2 separate regions of the Homo sapiens genome follow, and region 1 is linked to region 2. Evidence: chromatin contacts called from ENCODE Hi-C or POLR2A ChIA-PET data. All regions are on one chromosome and are shown on one strand. The core of a region is the stretch at or near the end of the contact, and the rest is flanking DNA. Distances in the headings are between cores, read along the strand shown.

Region 1 (5,379 bases), core at 1,912-4,411, 280 kb after region 2:
GGGGCGGCTGGCCGGGCGGGGGGCTGACCCCCCCACCTCCCTCCCGGACAGGGTGGCTGGCCGGGCAGAGGGGCTCCTCACTTCCCAGTAGGGGCGGCCGGGCAGAGGCGCCCCTCACCTCCCGGACAAGGCGGCTGGCCGGGCGGGGGGCTGACTCCCCCACCTCCCTCCCGGACGGGGCGGCTGGCCGGGCAGAGGGGCTCCTCACTTCCCAGTAGGGGCGGCCGGGCAGAGGCGCCCCTCACCTCCCGGACAAGGCGGCTGGCCGGGCGGGGGGCTGACCCCCACACCTCCCTCCCGGACGGGGCGGCTGGCCGGGCAGAGGGGCTCCTCACTTCCCAGTAGGGGCGGCCGGGCAGAGGCGCCCCTCACCTCCCGGACAAGGCGGCTGGCCGGGCGGGGGGCTGACTCCCCCACCTCCCTCCCGGACGGGGCGGCTGGTCGGGCGGGGGGCTGACCCCCAAACCTCCCTCCCAGACGGGGCGGCTGGCCGGGCAGAGGGCCCCTCACTTCCCAGTAGGGCGGCCGGGAGAGCCCCCTCACTCCCGGCAGGGCGCTGCGGGGCGGGGGGCTGCTCCCCCACCTCCCTCCGCACGGGGCGGCTGGTCGGGCGGGGGGCTGTCCCCCCACCTCCCTCCGAGACGGGGCGGCTGGCCGGGCGGGGGGCTGACCCCCCACCTCCCTCCTGGACGGGGTGGCTGGCCGGGCAGAGGGGCTCCTCACTTCCCAGTATAAAGGAAAGAAGTTTAATTGACTCACAGTTCTGCATGGTTGGGGAAGCCTTGGGAAACTTTCCATTATAGAGGAAGGTGAAGGAGAAGCAAGACACCTTCTTTTTGTTTTGTTCTTTTTTTGAAACTGAGTCTCGCTCTGTCACCCAGGCTGGAGTGTAGTGGTGCTATCTCGGCTCACTGCAAACTCCGCCTGCCGGGTTCACACCATTCTCCTGCCTCAGCCTCCCCAGTAGCTGGGATTACAGGTGCTCGCCACCACGCCCAGCTAATTTTTGCATTTTTAGTAGAGACAGGGTTTCACCATGTTGGCCAGGATGGTCTCGATCTCCTGACCTTGTGATCCACCCGCCTCGGCCTCCCAAAGTGCTGGGATTACAGGCGTGAGCCACTGCGCCTGGCCGCAAGACACCTTCTTTACAAGGCAACAGGAAAGACAATCATCAAGAGAAGGGGGAAGAGCTCCGTATAAAACTGTCAGATCTCATGAGAACTCACTCACTATCACAAGAACAGCATGGGGGAAACTGCTGCCATGATTCAGTTCCCTCCCCCCAGTCTCTCACTTGACACGTGAGGATTATGGGGATTACAATTCAAGATGAGATTTGGGTGGGGACACAAAGCCTAACCATATCAGTAGTTTAAGCATCACTTTCCCCCATTTTGGCCCCAGGTGGGATAGATCAGCAGACAGGAGGGTTGCAATGATTATGCTTCAACAAAGGATGCCGTCATTCACCCATAGGCTCTGTCACCAGTGGAATCCTGTCTCTAAGCCATCGGGCCAAACACACGTTCCCTGTTGTTGGACACATAGTGGTGACCCAATGACACTCTTATGAGGATTTGCCTGCCTCCGCCTGAGCAGGTGGGTGGTTCCACGCTTCCCAACTCCACTGATTTATTTCCTCAGGCCATCCTGGATTCTGGCTTCACCCCTGTTAGTGTGCTGAGGCCACACTTCTTGGGCCCTCCTCCGGTCCCATGCCACATCACTAACCACAGCTGGTCTCCTCAAATTTGGTATGTGTCCCGCCCTCTAGTTCCGGGCCAAATCCTTCAGACTCTAGATTCGTGAACCTCATTCACCTTCTTCTTCTAAGCTAATGCCTCCCTACCTTGGTCCTTTTCTATTTTCTGTACTCTCTATCTTGTCCTGGTGACAAGGCCCTCCAGGCCTGGCCCCACCCGGCCACCCTGTCCACCTCCCACCACCATCCACTGGCTGGTGCAATCTGCTGTTCAAGGCATAAATTTATTCAGTGCCCAGCCCCTCCTTCTGCAAGGTAACCACCTAGAAAGTTAGTCTAACACCCTTTCTCTGCCCTGTGTGGGGAGCCTGTGGAAGCTGGTCTCAGGATCTGGCTGGGTAAACCATCTGTTTACCTCTGTGTGGGTTCTGACACTCCTAGCCAGTTCTGTTTCTCTGAACCTTGTTTCTCCACTCTGCTTGCCAAGTCCCTTTGTCTTATTTTTTTCTCCCTCTCCCTCCTTCCTTCCCTCCCCCCATCCTTCCTTCCTTTTTTCCTTCCTTCCTTCCTCCCTCCCTCCCTTCCTCCCTTTTTCCCTCTCTCCTTCTCTCCCTCCTTCTCTTCTTTCCTTCCTCTCTTCCTTCCTCCTTTCCTCTTTCCTTCTCTCCCATTCTCTTCCTCCCCCTCTCTTCTTCCTCTTTTTATTTTTGTCCCATGCTTTAGGCCTTCCTTGGCCCTTCCTGGCATTGCTTTTCCTGACAGCAACACTCAATAATTTTTAAAAAGCACCTGAGCCCTTTGTGTTGACTGATGCCACCTCTGTTGTGGTGCAGATTTGTTTTAGAGGCAGATGTCCAGGGACGCTGAACACTGAAATCCATCCTGCAGAGCTTGCTGTAGGCAGAGTAAAGAAGTTTGCTCTGTAGTTTTCCCAACAGCCTTCTCAAATCCATGGGAGACGTCTCAGACACCTTGTATTTAATAGACAAGGAAATGAGCTCAGGAGATTTGCCCCAGGTTGTAAATTAAATCAGCACAAAGGTAGAAATGAACACAGAGCTCTCAGATTGGAAGCTGTCCAGACAGCTGCATGGAGCAGGGGCACAGCTCACTGTCTTTCAAAGCCTCAACCAGGGCTGTTGCATCTCGGACACTTGGCAGTTACTGGAAAGTCATGTTAGGCTTTCCTGTTGATTCTTTATCTTGTGGAGGAGTTGCACAGTCAATGCCTTGTTCAAGATTAATCATTTTCCCTGTTGCCTATGACTGAGGCTGTTTCTCACATCCTGCCCCTGGTTTTGCCTGTCCCAAGGATTTCGTCTGAAGGGCGGGACATTCCCCCTGCCTCTTCGCACCACAGCCAGAGCCTGCCATTAGGACCAATGAAAGCAAAGTACCTCATCCCCTCAGTGACTAAGAATCGCAGTATTTAAGAGGTAGCAGGAATGGGCTGAGAGTGGTGTTTGCTTTCTCCACCAGAAGGGCACACTTTCATCTAATTTGGGGTATCACTGAGCTGAAGACAAAGAGAAGGGGGAGAAAACCTAGCAGACCACCATGTGCTATGGGAAGTGTGCACGATGCATCGGACATTCTCTGGTGGGGCTCGCCCTCCTGTGCATCGCGGCTAATATTTTGCTTTACTTTCCCAATGGGGAAACAAAGTATGCCTCCGAAAACCACCTCAGCCGCTTCGTGTGGTTCTTTTCTGGCATCGTAGGAGGTGGCCTGCTGGTAAGTCATTCAGGATTATTACTGAATTCTCTCCTGTTTCCTAGATGTTTTCATTATGTATTTTCATGGAAAGTTTTTTGTAATGCATATTTCTAAATCAAGTGACTTTTTTGTTGCTGTTCATTCCTTTGAAAGCAGATTATACAAAAGCGAGATTGGTACAGTATAGCGTAGTAATTTTATGAGATGTTGTTTTACAAAATGCTCTTTCAACTAAAAGTGAACTGCCTTTTTGCTAAACTCTATAGGTAGGAAACAGATATTCGCTTTTAAATCAGATTTGAGAGACTATAGAGTTTCTACTAGAACGGGCAGTCATTTAACATTTGCTCTGGGGAGCCGGAAGGGGTTGGCTGGTTCTCTGCCTAAATCAACAGTTTTGAATCCAAATTCTCTGCTGTTTATTTTCAGCCATCTGTGATAGGGAAAAATAATGAATTGTGAGTGCATTGCTATTTTAAAAGAACTCTAAGCTTTCTCCTTTATGTAAGGCTGGGGTGTGGCGTCTAGGAAAAACCCTACAGTTAGCAGCAGGTCGGTGTCTGAAGCTAATAGTGGAATGTGTTATTTTTTCCAAGAATTGTTTTTGATTGAAGTGAGAGGAATTTCCCTGCCAACCTGGGAGCTGAAAGCATTAGCTTCAACCACAGCATGGAAAGAATGTGAGCAAACTTAAGTTTGCTACTTTAAAGTGCTGGGATTAAAAATTTTAAGGAGAAATTTTATGGAATGGTACCATACGTGATAAATTTTCTTAATCAAGTAAAAGATAGTAAAACATTTAAACCTAATACACTGATTATGGCATGGCAAATCTGCCCTAAATTATTTATTTAATGAGATTTTATTTAATTTTATTTTATTTAATGAGACGGGGTTTCGCCATGTTGCCCAGGCTGGTCTTGAACTCATGGGCCCAAGTGACCCTCCTACCTTGGCCTCCCAAAGTGCTGGGATTACAGGCATGAGCCACAGTGCCCGTCTGCCTCAAATTTAAGCATTATTATCATGTTAACATGATTATTTGTCTTAAACATAACATCACACTTAAGTTTCTTTCGATCTTGAACCTGAAGTATTTCATATTTACTATATTTTAAGAGCTTAATATTGTTAAGTTAAAACTATGCATTTGTATAATCAAGGAAGCAGTTAATATTTATTATATATAGCTTTCATGTCTCCCATTTACAAAAAAGTTTCAGTTATTCTATTAAAGATTTGTTGGTATATTCTGCATTTTACAAGTGGAAAAAATCAGATTTAAAGAAAGGGTTTAATATTTCCAAAACAGAGTTTGTTATCTGGGGTCGTGTGATAAACTCTTGTGGAATAAACACGTTTACAGTTTATTATTTTACTCCTCCCATGTTACATCCTCACCCTAAAAAATGCTTTGACAGATTACATGAAAACAAGCAGATATGACATTTAAATGGTCTTTTTCTCCTCAGAGGTTTACATTCTTTGAGATATCTGGTCAACCTAATCAAAGCCAGTTAATGTCATTGGAAATAAATATATTTTACCAAGAGATGCCTAACCTGACCCATATGAGCCTGAGCAAGACAATGACCTGACTTTGTTTGTTTCCTAACCAGATGCTCCTGCCAGCATTTGTCTTCATTGGGCTGGAACAGGATGACTGCTGTGGCTGCTGTGGCCATGAAAACTGTGGCAAACGATGTGCGGTAGGTCCTCCTGCCCTGGTGGTGAAAATGACTCCTAAGATGTAGCTGTGGCACTCTGTGGCTCACTTCCTGTGTGTCTGCTTTTCCCTAGATGCTTTCTTCTGTATTGGCTGCTCTCATTGGAATTGCAGGATCTGGCTACTGTGTCATTGTGGCAGCCCTTGGCTTAGCAGAAGGACCACTATGTCTTGATTCCCTCGGCCAGTGGAACTACACCTTTGCCAGCACTGAGGGCCAGTATGTAATTAC
Region 2 (5,077 bases), core at 9-2,508:
ACAAACACTTACGTAACCAGCCCGGTGCTGTGCGAAGTGCTTTACATTGTCTCGTTTGATTTACTTAATAAACTCCTATTTGAATCAAATGGGGTGGAGTAGGGGCTTCCTGGAATTTGGCTTACCTCGCCATCTCCCCCCACCCTTTCCCCTCAGTGGAGAGGCAACCAGAGAGAAAAGAAATTGAGCTGCTCTGAAGGGCAAGGCCTCCTCCTACTTCCCGCAGCTGTTTCGCCAGACTTGACCTTCTTCCCTTAGCTAGAGGCAGGGGGTCTCCATCCCTCGCCCAGATCTAGTTGGTGGGAAGGTGGGTGGCTTTTTTCGGGTCACTGGCGCACCCTCTCTACTTCCAGCCACCTGCTCGGGTTCCATCCCGGCTCCAGGCTCCCCGGAGGGCGGCAGGGACATTCCAATCCTCCCACAACCCTCACGGATGTTGCGGGGGAGGGGGGTGCAATTGCTCTTCTCTTCCAACACCCAGCTTTTTCTTCTCAATCTCTAGTGGCCTGAGTCACCCCCGTAGAGGAAATTAAGGATTGATGAATGGTTTGAAAGTTGTTTGTTTACAACCCACCCGTTGGCGAAGCCGCATCTCCAGTGACAGAGGCACTTTCTGGGCACCGTCTGTGCTCTAGCAGACAATTGAGAGCCAGGCAGCCAAGATGCCTCCTCGCCAGACCAAATATGGTCACAAGAGCTAAGCAGCCTCTCGTGGAAAAGCTGGCCTTGTTGGTGTCTCCCCGCGCCGGGGCGCACCCGGGCCGGCCTTCGGGCAGAATCGCGGGTCAGTGCGGCGCTCCGGGTGCTGCAGGCCTCGGCGCCTGGCTGCAGGGGAGGGCGCGGTGTCCAGGACCGGCCCTTCCTAGGCCTGAGCCCCTCATCCGCGTGCCCTCCGCCACCCCCGGCCTTGGTTTCGGTCCACAACCCCTTGATGAAACAGGCTCAGGCCACTTTCCCTTTGATCCCGCCCCAAGTCCGTGGTAAACTCAAAGGAATGCAGATGCAGGTCTGAGCGGGAGAGGTCCGCGCGGCCGGGAGGAGTGGGTGGGGGGCACCCGTCTCCTCTTACCCAGTAAAGTACCCATCACGCCCAGGGTTTTCTGGAGCCGAGGTGGGAGGAGGAGGAGGAGGAAGAGGAGGGGCGAGCGGGGGCTGGCCGGCTAGGGACTAGGAGGTCATACATAATTCAACAGCTCAACTTTCGGGCCCGCCTCTTTCCTGGGGGTGGGAGTTTGCTCCAAACTTTGTTTATGGGACAGTCCGGGAGCTGCTGCGGCCGCGCTGTCTGCTTCTCCTGCGCCTCCTTTTCGCCCAGCACTAGCGCCTTAGGCCAGCTCGGGGGATGTGAGAGCCGAAGCCCTTAGACTGCCAGGCACAGAGTCGGGTCGGGATTTGTCAGCCAAGCCTCGGCTCCAGCTCCGCAATCTCGGGACTCACCCGAGCGACCCAGGCCCGACGGCAAGTTCGGGCGGGACGGCGGCCGCCGCGCGCTCAGGCTCAGCTTCGCTGCCCGCCCAGGTAGTGCCCGCTGGAGCTCGCGCGCTCATCCGGCACCACTCCAGGGCTCCAGGCTCCTCGGGCTTCCGGAGTCGAGACGTGGTGGAGTTGGCTCGGGCTGAACTTCTTTCGGGGGGCTGCCTGTCCTGGAATCGTGCGACCTTTCCTTTGCCATCCTGCGGTTCAGCAAGCCCCGAGTGCAGTTATTCCCTCCACCCCTCGCCCTATCTTCTCCTCCTCCAGGCAACTTCTTTGCTTCAAGAAAGTTGCATAATTCTCGAGGCCAGGAGGGACCCCTCCCCCATCCTGCTGGTCTTACCGCTGAGTGTCTGGGATCTCCAGGCGGGCAATTATCTGTCTCCTCGTTTCCTTTTCCCTCTATTCTTTCTCCCACCATCTCGCCCTCTCACCCTGTAACCCTCTTACCCACTTCCTCCGACTTTAAATAAAAGGCTGATCTGACCTTCTTTTTGCAGAAGATGAATCCGGCCTCGGCGCCCCCTCCGCTCCCGCCGCCTGGGCAGCAAGTGATCCACGTCACGCAGGACCTAGACACAGACCTCGAAGCCCTCTTCAACTCTGTCATGAATCCGAAGCCTAGCTCGTGGCGGAAGAAGATCCTGCCGGAGTCTTTCTTTAAGGAGCCTGATTCGGGCTCGCACTCGCGCCAGTCCAGCACCGACTCGTCGGGCGGCCACCCGGGGCCTCGACTGGCTGGGGGTGCCCAGCATGTCCGCTCGCACTCGTCGCCCGCGTCCCTGCAGCTGGGCACCGGCGCGGGTGCTGCGGGTAGCCCCGCGCAGCAGCACGCGCACCTCCGCCAGCAGTCCTACGACGTGACCGACGAGCTGCCACTGCCCCCGGGCTGGGAGATGACCTTCACGGCCACTGGCCAGAGGTACTTCCTCAAGTAAGTCAGCCTGGAGCCGAAGAAGGCACCAAGTCACAGTGCCCAACGCGCGCGTGTGTTCGTGTGTGTGTGTGTGTGTGTGTGAGAGAGAGAGAGAGAGAGAGAGAGAGAAAGAGAGAGATGGTGCGTGTCCTTCCACGGTTATTTCACAGATATGGAGAGCTGGAAGCAGGGAGTGAGTCTCTGAGTGTTGGAATTGTAAGGGATCAGAAGCAGGGATCAGAAGCAGTGGTGAAGTTCATCCACCATAAAACACACAGGTGACTTTGCCTTGAATCTGCAGGACTGAAGCCAACTCTTGGGCACAGACCCTTAGTCCCTTCCTTGGCCACTCTAAGTCAGATAGTCCAGAGCCAGGCCCTTTGGGATGTGACACCGAGATAAATCAGAGAAAAGCTGTGAAGCTTGGGGAACAGAGGGACTTTTGGTGAAGTAGGTGGTCTGCAGTTTCTATCTTCTTGGGAAAAGCAAGCTGGAAAAGTGAACAGTGGTTGGTAGGCCATAGTGCTCCCAGCTGGGTGACATAATGACCACACAGCACAGTGATGTTATTAGCAACTGTGTGGTGGAGTAGTTGTGGGCTGGACAAATCAATCGTGTGGAAATTGTTAGGAGTTTTATTACATTAAACTTGTTAACCTAAAATACCATCAAATCACAAGCCTGCTTTGTCACTCTTCTTCCTTTCACATTGTTCCAGCTTTTTGATGTCATGAATTTTACATTAGTTGAAATTTTCAAATTACACCCCACAGGAAAATATATTCTCAAACACTAGAGGAGGTTGTTTCAATTGTGGTACCCTAAGATAACTACATTCCTCAGGAGAAACCAGGCTGGAACTTGAAATGTTCCATTGAGGTCATAGGGTCAGGCTATCAAAGATGGAGGTTGTGCCAGCCTAACCACTTGTTTCAGGATTGCCTGCACTGCCAGTGAGGGAAACTCCTCTCCTAAGAACTTGACTTAGACTTCATTTTAAAGCCCATATTTCTTTAGTAGAGTAGCCTTAGTGCAAAAGTGAAGACACTATGTACAATTTTAAAAGTTTAATCAAGCCTTTCTTTGGCACTAATATTTGATGCTCTGATTGCTATGAGAGAGCCCTAAGAATGAATACACAGTGATGGATGAAGTTTACTATAGTGAGCCCATTGATTCATACCAGTGACCAATTCTTATTACTTCCCCATCTCAAGGCTGTTGATATCTTGTCCAAGGAGTTCTTTTGTTGTTTCTGAGATTGGTGTAATGCTGAGATTCTGAAACAGACTTGATGGTCATTTATGCCACAGCTGGTCTTCTCTGGGTTATTGAGTGATAGTTTGGACATGTGCTCAGTCCTTTGACTTCTAAGTAGCTGGTGGAGTCAAGAATATGATGTAATAACATGACTTTTGTTGTTGTTGTTTGTTGTTTGTTTTTGTTTTTGAGACAAAGTCTCACTCTGTCGCCCACGCTGGAGTGCAGTGGCACAATCTCGGCTCACTGCAACCTCCGCCCCCTGGGTTCAAGCAATTCTTCTGCCTCAGCCTCCTGAGTAGCTGGGATTACAGGCACCCACCACCACGCCTGGCTAATTTTTGTATTTTTAGTAGAGACGAGGTTTCACCATGTTGGCCAGGCTGGTCTTGAACTCCTGACCTCAAGTGATCTGCCTGCCTCGGCCTCCTAAAGTGCTGGGATTACAGGCTTGAGCCACCATGCCCAGCCCTACATGATTTCTTTCTTTCTTTCTTTCTTTCTTTTTTAGATGGAGTCTCGCTCTGTCGCCCAGGCTGGAGTGCAGTGGCGCGATCTAGGCTCACTGCAAGCTCCGCCTACCGGGTTCACGCCATTCTCCTGCCTCAGCCTCCCGAGTAGCTGGGACTACAGGCACCCGCCACCAAGCCCGGCTACTTTTTTGTATTTTTTTTAGTAGAGACGGGGTTTCAACATGTTAGCCAGGATGGTCTCTATCTCCTGACCTCGTGATCTGCCCGCCTCGGCCTCCCAAAGTGCTGGAATTACAGGTGTGAGCCACCACGCCTGGCCCCAGCCCTACATGATTTCTAAACTGTGTTTATGAATATATACACACATACGTATGGTATATGATCAGTATAACTGTGATTATTAAAAATATGAAATAGGAGCTAGGCTTGCCTAATATCTGAGGAAAACTAGACGAAAAAGACCCTGAAACAAAAGCAAAACAAAAAAATTCCTTTATACATTGTGTTTTGAATGATTGGAGTAGCTCAGAACTGCCTGTGAACAAGGGCAAAAGTGGAAGTTAGCCTTGGATTTAGAGAAAGTTGCTGTGATCTCTCTGCCCATCCCCCCAACCACAACCACTCTCCAATCCAAAGCAGAGTGCATCTTCATTTCACTTTGGGTAGTCAATGAAAATGACAGCTGAAAAAAATGTGTAAGTAGTAGGCTGGCCTGCTCTGATGCTATCCCTGGAAGTATTTTGGCCAAGTGACTAAGAGAGGTTAAGAATTTGTCAGTGACTATTGTCTTTAAGGATAAGCAATCTGCCAAGAGTTCTCTGAATTTCTTGTAGAGTTTTGTTTAAAGTTGGAATTAGGTAAATGTCATACACTTTGTTACACAGCCTCAAAAGGCAGTGTATTTCAGTGGATTAAGTAGAAGCTTGAAAAATGATGGTGACTCACTTGGAGTTAC

The links. Hi-C counts contacts between places; a loop is a spot of excess contacts on that map. ChIA-PET counts read pairs that join two places held with the same protein, here RNA polymerase II (POLR2A). Pooled maps may share reads with other maps.
Region 1: a loop to region 2 is called in a map of tibial artery, with 3 times the contacts of the local background. The contact joins the promoter of TM4SF1 here to the promoter of WWTR1 in region 2. A Hi-C loop is called at or near these places in 5 of 168 maps with a recorded cell type or tissue (Calu3, PC-3, PC-9 and 2 more) and 10 of 50 pooled maps. POLR2A ChIA-PET finds 5 or more read pairs at or near these places in 4 of 52 experiments (HepG2, MCF 10A, PC-3 and 1 more).

The regions. Positions count from the first base shown.
Region 1 is chr3:149,375,431-149,380,809 of GRCh38, reverse strand. TM4SF1 (transmembrane 4 L six family member 1) reads left to right here and starts at 3,161. Exons shown (of 5, transcript NM_014220.3): 1 at 3,161-3,439; 2 at 5,041-5,130; 3 at 5,222-5,367. The coding sequence starts at 3,263. It overlaps TM4SF1-AS1 (TM4SF1 antisense RNA 1), which reads right to left and starts at 3,032. Exons shown (of 2, transcript NR_109810.1): 1 at 2,495-3,032.
Region 2 is chr3:149,654,206-149,659,282 of GRCh38, reverse strand. WWTR1 (WW domain containing transcription regulator 1) reads left to right here and starts at 1,258. Exons shown (of 7, transcript NM_015472.6): 1 at 1,258-1,518; 2 at 1,974-2,407. The coding sequence starts at 1,977. WWTR1-AS1 (WWTR1 antisense RNA 1) reads right to left here and starts at 1,073. Exons shown (of 3, transcript NR_040250.1): 1 at 575-1,073. RefSeq lists enhancers at 405-614, 1,175-1,244, 852-1,431 and silencers at 785-944, 4,747-5,041.